Linked DNA regions of Mus musculus: region 2 is linked to region 1. Evidence: chromatin loops called from intact Hi-C (ENCODE). Cell type or tissue: left cerebral cortex. All regions are shown on one strand. Each heading gives the region's core, and the rest is flanking DNA. Links, peaks and the distances in the headings are about the cores only. Region 1 holds the start of S100a7l2 (S100 calcium binding protein A7 like 2). Region 2 has its middle 54 kb from the start of S100a7l2.

Region 1 (7,589 bases), core at 2,345-4,844:
AAGAGTTTCTATCCTCTGCTATACTTGCGAAACCTGGTTGGAATATTTTACCTTTGGCCAAATAGTAGGCCAGTATTTAAAGGCAATGACACATGTCTGCATCAGTATTCAATAAATCCAAGAACCTGTTGACAGTGATCAGGCTATTTCTTCCAAGTTTTCCTCAATGTTCAAATTCCTTGTATATGGTAGTATTTGAATTAAGTATTTTGAGTTCACAATTCTTTAAAACTTTTATGTTATTTTTGGAGGAACTCTTCAATTCTGAAGATGACCTTAGGATGGTGTTTGACAAACTAGTAGCTATGCTGACTAGGTAGAACATGGCAGTCAACCCAATGTGGTCCATAGATGGAGCAGAACCTGAGAGCATAAGGGTTAAGGGGCAGTGTTTGCTTGTTTGTTTGTTTGTTTGTTTGTAGCATTGCCACAATCCAGGTAGGTTCATCATTTTAGAGATCATTTCAGACACCATTATCTTCTCAGAAACCTCAAGGTTTGCTGTTAGAATTTGTAGAAAATTTAAACATTTTAATACCATATTCTACAGATCTCCAAAGAGTTTGAGTCCCACAATCTATTAAGTATATCTAAGGTTCATAAACTTGGTTTCTAGTTATATGTTTTAGACACAAATTGGATAACATGTACAGGAAGGTATATGAAGATTATTTGTAAAACTGGCTTGCACTCAGTGTGACTACTAATAACACAACACAAAGTTTGTATATACACTGCAACCTTATATATTTTGAGAAGACATTTATACCTTAAGAAAAGTTTTACAGAATGAAAAAATAATAATGAGTCTAGAGGCAATATTTTTTCTGCCCTATCCCAGGTAGCTCTTCTGATAGGAGTCAAGGATTTTGGGTTTCCCTTTAACAAGCCTGCATGTATTTAGAAAAGAAGAAAGCCACACTCCAATCCTCAATCAGGCTTTAATTTTTACTTCAACTAGGAAAATAATAGTACTGTTTGATACTTATGTCTGTAGAGGGCTGGAGTGACAAAATTGAGGTAGACAGTACTATTAGCCAATATATTCAATTTCTTAGGACATTTTCTCGAGATAATATGACAGTTGAGGTATATTAACATGGAAAATCCATTTTGCATTCTGAAATAAGTTAGATATTTATAGTTGAATCATGTGTACCATGTTATCTGAATCTGAAATTCCCAATTTTACCACCTGTCCACCACTCTTCTCAACTCACTCAGTACTAATCAACTTAAAATTTAGCTGATAATACTTTGTCTAGTTATCCAAATTCATGGTACATCTTCTCTACTTGCCTTGATATTTTGAACTTTTTTATTTATTTTTTTTATTAAAAGGTTTCTCTGAGGACAGACTGGTGTCACAGTTATAGTTTTTCATCTCTGGACCTGGATGTCCAGCATTATGTTGTACATTCAACAAACTATTCTTGATTAACCAAGATTGGTATACAAATCATTTGTGTGACATTTCCTACCCTAATAGCAGGTTTAAGATTCAAAAGGAAAGAGAGAGGAAAAAATAAAGGAAGTAAGGTAGGGATAGTGGGAAAGGGAGATAGGGGAGAAGAAAAGGGGTGTGAAATGGGAAATAAGGAGAAAGAAAAGGGGAGAGAGAGAATGAAGGGAGGAGGGGAAGAGGGAAAGGGACGGAGAGAGATAGAAAGAAAGGGTGGAGAGAGAGATTGGTTTTTGTCCCAATTGTAGACTTGGCAGGGTCACCACGTTATCAATGTGACTCAGTGTTTCCCTGGGAGAGTCATATGTACAGTCTGGTCCTACCTATAAATGATTCTGTGCACCTCCTCTTGTGCACACTCTGGGTGGCTCTTCTCCTTTGGTAAGTAATCTCCAGATTTCCCTGGCAGGATTCTGCTGCCTGGGTAAGAGTTATTTACTATTTTCTTCACCTAGAATTGTTTCAAACCCTCCACCTGCACACCTCTCCTGTTGACCTTAACTGGTTTGTTGTTTTCTTTACTGTTTCTAAGAGCTACAAAATGCTTTAATTTTTGATTTTCTCTAAAAACTCAAAAATCTCATCTTTTACATGTGAGTAACAAGCTGTCTCCACAGGATCCAAGGATTTCTTTTTATATGATGTTTTCCTTATTTACCAATTTGCTCCTTTCCAGAGAACAGGTCAAGGAAAGGTGAAAAAGTTACTCTTCTCCTTGCAGCTTTATGTTTCCCTTCTTCCAACAGTATAAGATGGACCAAGGATTGACCCCAAGTGAGCACAAAATAATGATGCTCTACAGGAACTTCACAAATTATGCTCTGGGAACGACAGTCATACTGGGTGAGAAGGAATTCAGAAAGTTGGTGAGAAGTGAATTTCCAAATTTTCTCCAGGTAGGTCTTGTTCCTGAGTTTGGAGTTTATGTCTGTAAAAATGAGAAAGTTCAAACTCTTTCCATTCAGGGTGACTGGGGTGGTCATATTTAGTTATTAATACTTAGGAAACTGGAGATGGATTCTATTGTGAGATCCCATGTTCTAGACAGTGGTATAGAGTTGTTCACCTGTGACACAGAGGCACAAACTGAAAAACAGTTAAATTCAGTGCCCTAGTGGCCTGGAGTATAGACTGGTTTGGGTTTTCTTGTGTGCTTTTGGTTTTATTTTTTCTTTGTTTGATCGTTCATTTTTGATAAAGAAAAGCTGAGGGCTATGGTAAAAAATGATGGACTTTTCACTGTAAAGTGGGAACAGATGACCTAAGGTCGTGTCCTTATAAAAAGACAAATTCCAAGATGATGATTGACTGGGCAGAACATTAAGCTACAAAGGGGATTTGGGATAGTCCTAGTTGGTTCCTTTTAGTCTAGAGATCTAGGGTACAAAATTCTTGGAAATGGAGCACAAGGAAACTAAATTTCAAGATGTTTACTTTTCCCTAATCAAACCTGAGGAAAGAGAAACATGGGTAGAGAAAAGTGACTCACAGGCCACAGGCTCTATTATATCTCTAAGGTCTGCAATCAGAACATTAGCCTTCCTTGCATTCCCTTAAGATAGAAATTTTCTCTTTTGGAACAGTATTAGTGATGTGGATATTACTTCTATTTTTGTAATGTGTATTTTTATGTGTATAATTCTTTTCCCTGAGATATATGTATGTTCAGTAAGTGTGTGTGTGTGTGTGTGTGTGTGTGTGTGTGTGTGTGTGTGTGTGTGTGTGTGTTTGTCATCTATGGAGGCTGATTATGAAATTAGGTTCATTCACTAGAATACAGATGTTTGTTAGCCACTATCAGTACTGATAGTGTTCTGCAAAGGGAGAACAAATGTTAGAACTATACTTCTAGCCTCAATGATAACTTGTAATGAATGGGAAAGTCAGTAACTCAGAATGTTGTTTCAAGACAGACAGAGGAGGTGTACAGGAATCTTCTGTGCAGAGTTGTTTCTGCTTTACCCCTCCATGAATTCTACTCCCTAACCTGACACAGGAACTGTTAGAAAATCATGTGTCAGGTACAAAGTGTTTTAGGCAAGGTGTCACAGCAAGAGAGTGTAATATCTGTAGCTGCTGGTGGTCTCAGACACAGAAAGAACCATCACTAGTATATTTAAGCTCCCTCACATCTATTACAAAATGCTTTAAAACCTAGAAAGTTCCAGCACTTCAGGAGCCCATACTGCCATGTTCTTCTCAGGGTTTCCCAGTCAATAATTTCAGTGGGAGTCACTAATTAGTTGCCTCCAGGGGGAATAATGAGGAGGAAGTAACTGAGAATAAGGGAGTGAACACTGCTTTCTCCACCTGAGATTTGTGTTTATAGCCCTTCTAGTTTCCTGTGTTCTCAGCCTCTGCAACTGTAAAAACCATTCAACCTTGGACAGGCCAGTTGTCAAGGAAGATGGCTTTTATGCAGGCTAAATTTCCATAGAGAAAAATGTGGGCTATTTCTAGACAAATTAACTGTCTTGCCTTTTCTGCAAAACAGAGTCCTAGCTCTGAATTTAGAAGGCTGCCACAACCGAATTGCAAAGTATTAACCCCGGCTTAGTGTGTTTCATCATGTGCACAACTCTCTACACTTTTATACTCAAAGGGGAGTCCTTGGTCAGTTTTACTATGCATGTGCATTCTGCCCACTCAGTGTGCACACTAGTCCTTTTCCCTGGACACTATCAATGTTAACAGTCACCTTTCTTCCAGGAAGTACAAGAAACTCCTTTAAGTATACTATTGGATGAACCAAAGGACCGCAGCTTTGAAGAGGCTTTGAATGTGATAGGAAGAATGGGAATGGTGTACTACAAGAAGATGAACAACAATGCTTTTGAACGTTAGCATCATCACATCAATGTGCATGGCATTGAAGAGGGTGGACATAGCCATGTCAAGAGCTCCTAAGCAGTTCTGCCCACCTTTCTTCTGTCCAACCAGTGCTTCAAAAATTTATCGTCATAGGCACTGAAATTGTGGATGTGTGTGGAAGCTGCAGTGAAATAAAATCTTTCTCCACTCCAGTGCTCTCCATGCTTCTGAAGTCTCTTTTAGGACTTGTGCTTCCGAGGCGAATGAGCATCAGTTGCTCTGCATACTTCTAGAATGGTTTAACCTGTCCATTCTGTCACAAATAAGTGAGAAATGAAAAAAAATAGAGGGTGTGTTTTTAGACATATTTGTTTGTATCCATAACCATGGCACATCTCTGACTTCAGTACAAACTCCCTTGTACCACCCTATCAATACTCCCCTTGGGATAATCCGAAGTTTCAAAATCCACATTTTCCAAAAACAAAAACATAATCGGGGCTATCACAGAATTACCCCAGTACCTCCTACTAACTTCTGTCTTAGTTAGGGTTTCATTGCTGTGAAAAGATACCAGGAACACAGCAACTCTTTTGAAGGACATTAAACTGGGGCTTACATACAGATTTAGAGGTTCATTCCTTTATCATTATGGCAAGAAGTATCAAAGAGTTCAGTCAGGCATGGTATTGGAGGAGCTGAGAGTAATACCTCTTGTCTGAAAGGTACCTAGGAAGTGTCTGATTTCCAGAAAGCTACAAGAAGCTCTCAAAGCCCACCCCCACAATGACATACTTCCTTTGTCAAGGTGACACCTACACTTACTAGGTTATACCTTCTAAAAATGCTACTTCTTGTGCCAAGCATACCCAAACCATCACATATGATTTTATCAGTTGTGGTATTAGCTGTTCCCATCATAGTGTTGGTGATGGCTATAAAAGGAGAGTCAGAACTAATGATAAATGGAAAAGATGGAGCTTTTTAGTTATGATTACCTAACTATTCTACTGTACTGACCAAAATTTAGTACACAAAACAGTTTGATTTGCTCCCATATGTATAGCCTTAATATCTTTGGTGGCATCAGTGAAATAAACACAATCATTAATGAGACAGGAAGTGGCAACATTAGAAGAGAGAATCCATTGAATATGTTTCAAAACTGGAAACAATTTTTCAGAAGCATGAAAATCAAGTTCATTGAGATAAACTGAAATTTAAATTTTCCATGGAGTTGCTTAATAATTTTTTTGCTTAAATCAATTTTATTTCTCCTTAGTATATCTTACTTGAAAAAAAATAACAGGTTTCATTTTCAACTATGTATGTATAATATTCCCAAAGGCATTTTTAAGGGTCAGCTTTATGTCAATTTCTAATATGCTAATGAAGCATGCTAATAGTTAAGACTACTTTATTACATATCTTACATACAGCAATTTCATTAAGTTGGGCATAAAAAACTATATAATCATAATTAACATCGCTTTGAATCAAAATACCATGTTGAGCAATGTTGTCATTCAGCAATTTCTCTCCAATGACACATGATTGCAGCAGACTAAAGCTTGCCAGAGTTAATCTAGATCAGTTATGAAAGTTACTCCAATTCACTTACACCTAATTGACTGAAAATTATTCTAATAAATTACAATATTTAATTATAACTGTGTATTCTGGGGAGAAAAGCAGAATTCTTTTACTTACAATTAATTTCTAGTTAGAAATGAGGATTGCCTATAAGTTACCAAAAAGTCCAGCTTTAAAGAGACGAAATACTAAGTACTTATCAAAATGACTTGTATTTTTGCCATCTAACAACATTCCAAATCATCCATATCTTAAACAGAAGAAATAGGACATATAATTTGTCTTTATTAGCTCAAATCATAGTTTCAAAGTTCCATATTGGAAACACTTGGGATAGAAAATTTGATTATGCAGACTCACCAGAAAATGTTACCACTATTGCACTTCAAACATATTTGAAACATCACTCATGCAGTATCTTATGTAAACCTATACACTGCATTATTTTCACGAATTGAAAGTGAATCAGAAATATTAAAGTACCTGGATCTTTTTAACATTTATTTTCAATAAGCCACACATGGTATACTGATTATATAATCATGTCATATATCTGAGCTCACAACTTTTCCCAGAAGGAAGAATATTCCTCTAGAGAGAACTATATGAGATGTATTGTTCATGCCATATGAAGGTTGACGAAAATGGGAAGATGAAGGTCAGGGTACAGGACATGAACATGAGCTAAGCAGGAAGATGGATTAAAAAGACTGATGCAATGCCTGCTGAAGGAGGAGGAGTAGAAATACCTTGGAACTCTGAGAATCTGCCTCAGGCATTCCCCTGGAGTGTCCCCAGGGTTTGCAGAATATGGGAGTTGGCCATCCTGAATCAATGGTCCCCATCACAAGGGTCATCCCATTACAAACTGTGTACATAGTACACATTGTTGTATCAGATCTCCTCCCCACAAATTTATGACAAATTGAAAATAAAAGCTTAAAACAGCCAATTCTCTTTCCAGTTGAAAGCATCAAAGAGTTTCTGTCCTCTGCTATGTTTGAGAAACAATCCCTGTATCAGAAACCTGATTGGAATATTGACCTTTGGCCAAATAGTAGGCCAGTATTAGAAGGCAATGACACATTTCAGCATCAGTATTCAATAAATCCAAGAACCTGTTGACAATAATCAGGATATTTCTTCCAAGCTTTCCACAATGTTCAAATTCCTTGTATTTGGTAGTATTTGCATTAAGTAGTTTGAGTTCACAATTCTTTAAAATATTTACTTTAATCTTGAAGGAACTCAGCAATTCTGAGGCTGATATTGGATGATTTTTGACAAATTAGTGGCTGTGCTAGCTAGGTAGAACACAGAAGTCAACCCAATGTGGTCCACAGTTTGAGCAGAACCTGACAGCAGAAGGATATAGAGCACTTTTTCTTGTGGTTAACATTGCCACAATCCAGGTGGGTTCATTGTTTTAAAGATCATTTCAGACACCATTATCTTCTCAGAAATATCAAGGTTTGCTGTTAGAAATTGTAGACAACTTAAACATTTTAAATACCATATTCTACAGACCTCCGAAAAGTTTGAGGCCCACAATCTATTAAGTATATCTCAGGTACACAAACTTTGTTCCTAGTTATATGTTTCAGACTCAAATTGGATAACATGTACAGGAAGGTATATGAAGGTGATTTGTAAAATTGGTTCACACTCAGTGTGACTACTAATATCAAGATACAATGTTTGTATAAGCACTGTATATACCTTA
Region 2 (7,589 bases), core at 1,715-4,214, 56 kb before region 1:
GTTCCACCTATAGGGTTGCAGACCCCTTCAGCTCCTTGGGTACTTTCTCTAACTCCTATATTGGGGACCTTGTGTTCCATCTTATAGATGACTGTGAGCATCCACTTCATTATTTGCCAGGAACTGGCATAGCCTCATATGAGACAGCTCTAACAGGGTCCCTTCAGCAAAATCTTGCTGGCATATGCAATAATGTCTGGGTTTAATGGCTGATTATGGGATGGATCGCCAGGGGGCGGGTGTAGTCTCTGGATAGTCCATCCTTTCATCTTAGCTCCAAACTTTGTCTCTGTAACTCCTTTCATGGTTATTTTGTTCCCTATTCTAAGAAGGAATGAAGTATCCACCCATTGGTCTTCCCTCTTCTCGAACTTCTTGTGTTTTGGAGATTGTATCTTGGTTGTTCTATGTTTCTGGGCAAATATCCACTTATCAGGGAGTGCATATCTAATGACATCTTTTAAGATTGGGTTACCTCACTAAGGATGATATCCTCCAGACACATCCATTTATCCAAGAATTTCATAAATCCATTGTTTTTGATAGCTGAGTAGTACTCCATTGTGTAAATGTACCACATTTTCTGTATACATTTTTTTGTTGAGGGACATCTGGGTTCTTTTCAGCTTCTGGCTATTATAAATAAGGCTGCTATGAACATAGTGGAGCATGTGTTCTTATTATCAGTTGGAGCTTCTTCTGGGTATATGCCCAAGAGAGGTATTACAGGATCTTCCAGAAGTATTATATCCAATAATATCTGAGGAACCTCCAGACCGACTTCCAGACTGGTTGTACAAGATTGCAATCCTGCCAGCAGTGGAGGTGTGTTCTTCTTTCTCCACATCCTCACCAGCATCTGCTGCCACCTGAATTTTTGATCTTAGACATTCTGACTGGTGTAAGGTGGAATCTCAGGGTTGTTTTGATTTGCATTTCCCTGATGACTAAGGATGTTGAACATTTTTTCAGGTGCTTCTCAGACATTCTGTATTCCTCAGTTGAGAATTCTTTGTAGAGCTCTGAACCCTATTTTTTAATGGGGTTATTTGAATTTCTAGAGTCCAGCTTCTTGAGCTCTTGTATACATTGGAAATCAGTCTCCTATCAGATTTAGGACTGGTAAAAATCCTTTCACAATCTGTTGGTGACCTTTTTGTCTTATTGACAGTGTCTTTTGCATTACAGAAGCTTTGAAATTTTAAGAAGTCCCATTTGTCAATTCTTTATCTTACAGCACCAGCCATTGTTGTCCATTTAGGAATTTTTCCTCTGTGTAAATATCTTGGAGGCTTTTCCCTACTTTATACTCTATAAATTTCAGTTTCTCAGGTCTTATGTGGAGGTCTTTGATTCACTTAGACTTGAGCTTTCTACAAGGAGATAAGAATGTATCCATTTGCATTATTCTACAGGATAAACGCCAGTTGTGCCAGCACCATAAGTTGAAAATGCTGTCTTTTTTACACTGGATGTTGTTAGCACCCTTGTCAAAGATCAAGTGACCATAGCTTTGTGGATTCATTTCTGGGTCTTCTATTCTATTCCATTGATCTACCTGTCTGTCATTGTACCAGTACCATGCAGGTTTTATCACAGCTGCTCAGTAGTACAGGTTAATGTCAGGCATAGTGATTCCACCAGAGGTTTTTTTATTGTTAAGAATAGTTTTTGCTATCCTAGGTTCTTTATTTTTCCAGATGAATTTCAAAATTGCCCTTTCTATCTCAGTGAAGAATTGAGTTGGAATTTTGATGGGGATGGCATTGAATCTGTAGACTGCTTTCGACAGGATAGCCATTTTTACTATATTAATCCTGACCATCTATTAGCATGGGAGATCTTTCCATCTTCTGAGATCTTCTTCAATTTCTTTATTCAGAGACTTAAATATCTTATCATACAGATATTTTACTTCTTTAGTTAGTCACGCCACAGTATTTTACATGATTTGTGACTATTGTGAAGGGTGTTGTTTCCCTACTTTCTTATTCAGTCTGTTTATCCTTTGTGTAGAGAAGGGCCATTGATTTATTTGAGTTAATTTTATATCCAGCTACTGCACTGAAGCTGTTTATCAGGTTTAGGTGTTCTCTTGTGGAATTTTTGTGGTCACTTATATATACTATCATATCATCTGCAAATAGTGATATTTTGACTTCTCCCTTTCCAATTTCTATCCCCTTGATCTCCTTTTGTTGTTGAGCTGCTTTGGCTAGAAATTCAAGTACTATATTGAATAGGTAGGGAGAAAGTGGGCAGCCTTGTCTAATCCTTGATTTTAGTGGGATTGCTTCCAACATATCACCATTTACTTTGATGTTGGCTACTGGTTTGCTGTAGATTGCTTTTATCATGTTTATGAATGGGCCTTGAATTCCTGATCTTTCCAAAATTTTTATCATGAAGGGGTGTTGAATTTTGTCAAATGCTTTCTCAGCATCTAATGAGATGATCATGTGTTTTTCTCTTTGAGTTTGTTTATATATTGGATTACATTGATGGATTTCTGTATATTAAACCATCCTGGTAACCCTGGGATGAAGTCAACTTGATCATGATGGATGATCATTTTGATGTGTTCTTGGATTCGGTTTGTGAGGATTTTATTGAGTATTTTTCCATAGATATTCCTAAGGGAAATTGGTCAGAAGTTCCCTTTCTTTGTTGGATCTTTCTGTGGTTTAGGTGTCAGAATAATTGTGGCTTCATAGAATGAATTAGGTAGGGAACCTTCTGTTTCTATTTTTTGGAATAGTTTGGGAAGAGTTGGAACTAAGTCTTCTTTGAAGGTCTGATAGGACTCTACACTAAACCCATCTGATCCTGGGAGACTATTGATGACTGCTTTTATTTCTTTAGGGGAAATGGGAATGTTTAGATTGTTAATCTTTAACTTTGGTACCTGGTATATGTTTAGGAAGTTGTCCATTTCATCCAGGTTTTCTAGATTTGTTGAGTATAGCCTTTTGTAGTAGATCTGATGATGTTTTGGTTTTCCTCAGGTTCTGTTGTTATGTCTCCTTTTTCATTTTTGATTTTCTTAATTAGGATACTGTCCCTGTGCCCTCTAGTTAGTCTGGCTAAGGGTTTATCTATCTTGTTGATTTTTCTCAAAGAATCAGCTCCTGATTTGGTTGATTCTTTGAATAGTTCTTTATCTTTCCACTTGGTTGATTTCAGCCCTGAGTTTGGTTATTTCCTGCTGTCTACTCCTCTTGTGTGAATTTGATTCCTTTAGTTCTAGAGCTTCTAGTTGTGCTGTCAGTCTGCTAGTGTATGCTTTCTCTAGTTATGTTTTGGAGGTACTCAGGGCTATGAGTTTTCCTGTTAGGACTGCCTTCATTGTGTCTCATAAGTTTTGATACGTGTGGCTTCATTTTTATTAACTCTAAAAAGTCTTTAATTTCTTTCCTTATTTCATCCTTGACCAAGGAATCACTGAGTAGAGTGTTGTTCAGTTTCCATGTGTATTTTGGCTTTCTATTATTATGTTGTTATTGAAGATCAGCCTTAGTCCATAGTGATCAGATAGAATGCATGGGATAATTTAAATATTTTTGTATCTGTTGAGGCCTGTTTTTTTGACCAATTATATGGGCAATTTTTGAGAATGTACCCTGTGGCCCTGAGAAGAAGGTATATCCTTTTGTTTTAGGATAAAATGTTCTGTAGATATCAACTAAAACCATTTGTTTCATAACTTCTATTAGTGTCTATGTGTCTCTGTTTAGTTCTGTTTCCAGGATCTGTCCATTTGTGAGAGTGGGGTGTTGAAGTCTCCCACTATTATTGTGTGAGGTGCAATGTGTACTTTGACCTTTACTAAAGTTCTTTTAATGAATGTACTGCCCTTGTATTTGGAGCATAGATATTCAGAATTCAGAGTTCATCTTGGTAGATTTTACCTTTGATGTGTATGAAGTGCCCCTCTGCCGCAGACCCTCTGTGCCCCTTTTGTCTGTGTAGAATGGGTCTCTAGTTGTGGGTGGGCAAAGCATCGGATAAATTGACAGACAGATGCACACAGGAGAGGTTGTGTAGAATCTGAATGTAATTTGTCAAATCGAGCATCAAACTTTTTATACAGAAGACAATAAGGAAGTTGGGTGACACACTTGCAAGGTACAAAGAGGTTACTGGATTCTTACATAAAAGAGAGGAATGTAAACACAGAAAGTCTAACAGGAACCACCTGGGATAGAATTCATTGTTAATAACTGGGATCAACAAAGGCTCCACCTAAGTTTCACTTAATCTTAGAAGCCGAGGTCAAGGGCTTCGTGCCCTTGCCATAGTCCTATTTTAGTCTATTGTATAGTCCACCTTCCCCTTAGGCCATTGTAAATATGTGTGTGTATGGGTGTAACTCAGCTATAGTCTTAGAAGCCAGGTGTGAGGTCTTTACTCTCCTAGGGCAAGGGCTTTCACACCCAAGTCATGGTTTTAACTAGGGAGTTCCATACAAGCTAACCATCTCACGAATAATGCAATACTCTAAAACCACAGCCCGATCTACTTCCTGAACCATTGTAAATTTCTGTATATGGGAGCAACTTGGCTTTTATTCTAAGTGATAGTGTAGTACCAGAGGCTATCCTGAATGTCACTGAATAGCAACATTCTTCCTGAATTCTAAGCCCTGGTCTTTCTCAAGGACGTTTTAGAACTGTTGGAACACTGGCTTTAGCTATGTCAGAATTCAATCTTAAAAGGCACTTATAATAGGATAATACTAAAAGAGAGCACGTATATCTATACACTAGACTAACGCGGGAATAGAATATTAATGTATGGGTTAGAGAGAACGCCAGACTCTAGGAGTGAGTTTCTGTGAAACTCTTTTGCCTTGTGAGTAGCTTTTAAGCCTCTCGGTTTGTCAAACTGACTCGACCAGACTGTGTGGCACCACTCCTTCTCTTTTTTGATAACATTGTGTTGGAAGTAAATTTTATTCTATATAAGAATGGCTACTCCCACTAGTTTCTTTGGACCATTTGCTTGGAAAATTGTTTTCCAGGCTTTCACTCTGAGGTAGTGTCTATCCTTTTTCCTTTTTGTGTAATGAGGAATTTCTTTTCTGGTCCACTCTATTTGAAGTTCTGAAGGCTTCTTGTATGTTCATGGGCATCTCTTTCTTTAGGTTTGGGAAGTTTTCTTCAATAATTTTGTTGAAGATATTTCTGGCCCTTTAAGTTGAGAATCTTCATTCTCATCTACTCCTATTGTCTGTAGGTTTGGTTTTCTCCTTGTGTCCTGGATTTCCTTGATGTTTTGAGTTAGGATCTTTTGAATTTTGCATTTTGCATTTTCTTTGATTGTTTTGCCCATGTTCTCTATGGAATCTTCTGCACCTGAGATTCTCTCTTCCATCTCTTGTATTCTGTTGCTGATGATCACATCTCTGTTTCCAGATTTCTTTCTTAGAGTTTCTATATCCAGTGTTGTCTCACTCTGGGATTTCTTTATTGTGTCTACTTCTCTTTTTAGGTCTTGTATGATTTTGTTCAATTCCATCACCTGTTTAGTTGTGTTTTCCTGTTTTTCTTTAAGGACTTGTACTTCTTTAGCAGGGTTCTTCGGTATTTCTTTAAGTGAGTTCTTAAAGTCCTTCTTGAGGTCCTCTACCAGCATCAAGAGATATGATTTTAAATCCAAGTCTTGCATTTTGAGTATGTTGTGGTATGCAGGACTGGATGATGTGGGAGTGCTGTGTTCTGATGATGGTGAGTGGTCTTGGTTTGTGTTAGTAAGATTCTTACATTTGCCTTGTGCCATCTGGTAATCTTCTGAGTTAGTTGTTATAGTTTCTCTGGTTTGAGCTTGTTCCTCCTGTGATTCTGTTACCCTCTGTCAGAAGACCTCGGAGTATAGCTCTCTTCTGAGTTTCAGTGATCAGAGTACTCTCTATGGAAGCTCTCCTCTTGCAGGGAAGGTGCAGAGATATCTGGAGTTTGGACCTACCTCATGGCTGAAGATGTAGGCCTGAAACAGTGCCTGTCCCAGAAGATGTATCATTTCTGCCTGTCACAGAAGCTGTGTAGCTTCTGTAGTTGCACACTTACCTGTGCAGACTAGTCACTGAAGGATCCAGGACCCAAAATGGCTCCCCCAGTTGCTAAGCAGCAGAGCCCTCCTGGGCAGGGTATACACCTCTCCTCTGGCGGGAAAGGTGCCCAGAAGTCTGGAGCCCAAAACAGGGTCTGTCCCAGAAGCTGTTGAACTTTTCCAAATTAAAGGGCCATTAATGATCTTCAACAAAATTATAGAAGAAAGCTTCCCCAACCAAAAGTAAGAGATGCCCATGAACATATAAGAAGCCTACAGTACTCCAAATAGACTGGACCAGAAAAGAAATTTCTCACTACAGAATATAATTAGAACAACAGATGCACTAAATGAAGATAGAATATTAAAATCAGTAAGGGGAAAAGGTCAAGTAACATAAAGGCAGACCTATTAGAATTATACCAGATTTTTAACCAGAGACAATGAAAGCCAGACAATCTTGGACAGATGTTATATATACCCTAAGAGAAAAACAAATGCTAGTCTAGGCTACTATATCCAGTAAAATTCTCAATTATCATAGAAGGAGAAAACTAAGTATGCCATGACAAAACCAAATTCACATTATATCTTTTCATGATCCCAGCCCTTCAGAGGATAATAATGGGAAAACACAAGTATAAGGATCGAAATTATGCAAGAGAAAAACCAAGAAAGTAATCCTTCAACAAACTAAAAGAAAACAGCCACAAGAACAGAAACCCAACTATAACAACAAAAATAACAGGAAGCAACAATTACTTTTCTTTAATATCCCTTAATATCAATGGACTCAATTCCTCCAAAAAGGACATAGACTAACAGACTGGCTACACAAACAGGCCCCAACATTTTGCTGAATACAGGAAACCCACCACAGGGAAAAGACTGAGGCTACCTCTAAGTGAAAGGCGGGGAAACAATTTTCCAAGCAAATGGTCCAAAGAAACAAGCTGGAGTAGCCACTCTAATATCAAATAAAGTTGACTTCCAACCCAAAGTTATCGGAAAAGACAAGGAGGGGCACTTCATACTCATCAAATGAAAAATCTTTCAAGATGAGAATTGAGAATCTTCTCAATTCTGAATATCTGTGCTCCAAATGCAAGGGCAGCCACATTCATTAAAGAAACTTTAGTAAGGCTCAAAACACTCATTGCACCTAAAACAATAATAGTTGGACATTTCAACACCCAACTTTCATCAATGGACTGATCCTGGTAACAGAAACTAAACAGAGACACAGTGAAACTAACAGAATTTATGAAACAAATGGATTTAGCAGATATCATTAGAACATTTTATCCTAAAACAAAAGGATATACCTTCTTCTTAGCACCTTATGGCACATTCTCCAAAATTGCCCATATAACTGGTCACAAAACAGGCCTCAACAGACACAATAATATTGAAATTATCCCATGCATCCTGTCAGATCACCACGGACTAAGGCAGATCTTCAATAACAACATAAATAATATAAAGTCAACATTAACGTGGAAACTGAATAACACTCTCCTCAATGATACCTTGGTCAAGGA

What was found. Peaks named below come from ENCODE experiments on the same cell type or tissue, not always from the same donor. Only the 100,000 strongest peaks of a DNase experiment are listed, where the experiment ranks them.
Region 2: it touches region 1 in a loop (9-fold over the local background); 2 of 42 quality-filtered maps call a loop at or near these places.

What each region holds. Positions count from the first base shown.
Region 1 is chr3:91,085,032-91,092,620 of GRCm38, reverse strand. It overlaps S100a7l2 (S100 calcium binding protein A7 like 2), which reads left to right and starts at 1,816. Exons shown (of 3, transcript NM_001101461.2): 1 at 1,816-1,843; 2 at 2,209-2,358; 3 at 4,172-4,484. The coding sequence starts at 2,215. The coding sequence ends at 4,306. In left cerebral cortex, for the core only: no CTCF peak of the experiment used is centred there; no DNase peak of the experiment used is centred there.
Region 2 is chr3:91,140,610-91,148,198 of GRCm38, reverse strand. No RefSeq gene overlaps it. Among named protein-coding and RNA genes, the nearest start is that of S100a7l2, 54 kb to the right of the region's middle. In left cerebral cortex, for the core only: no CTCF peak of the experiment used is centred there; no DNase peak of the experiment used is centred there.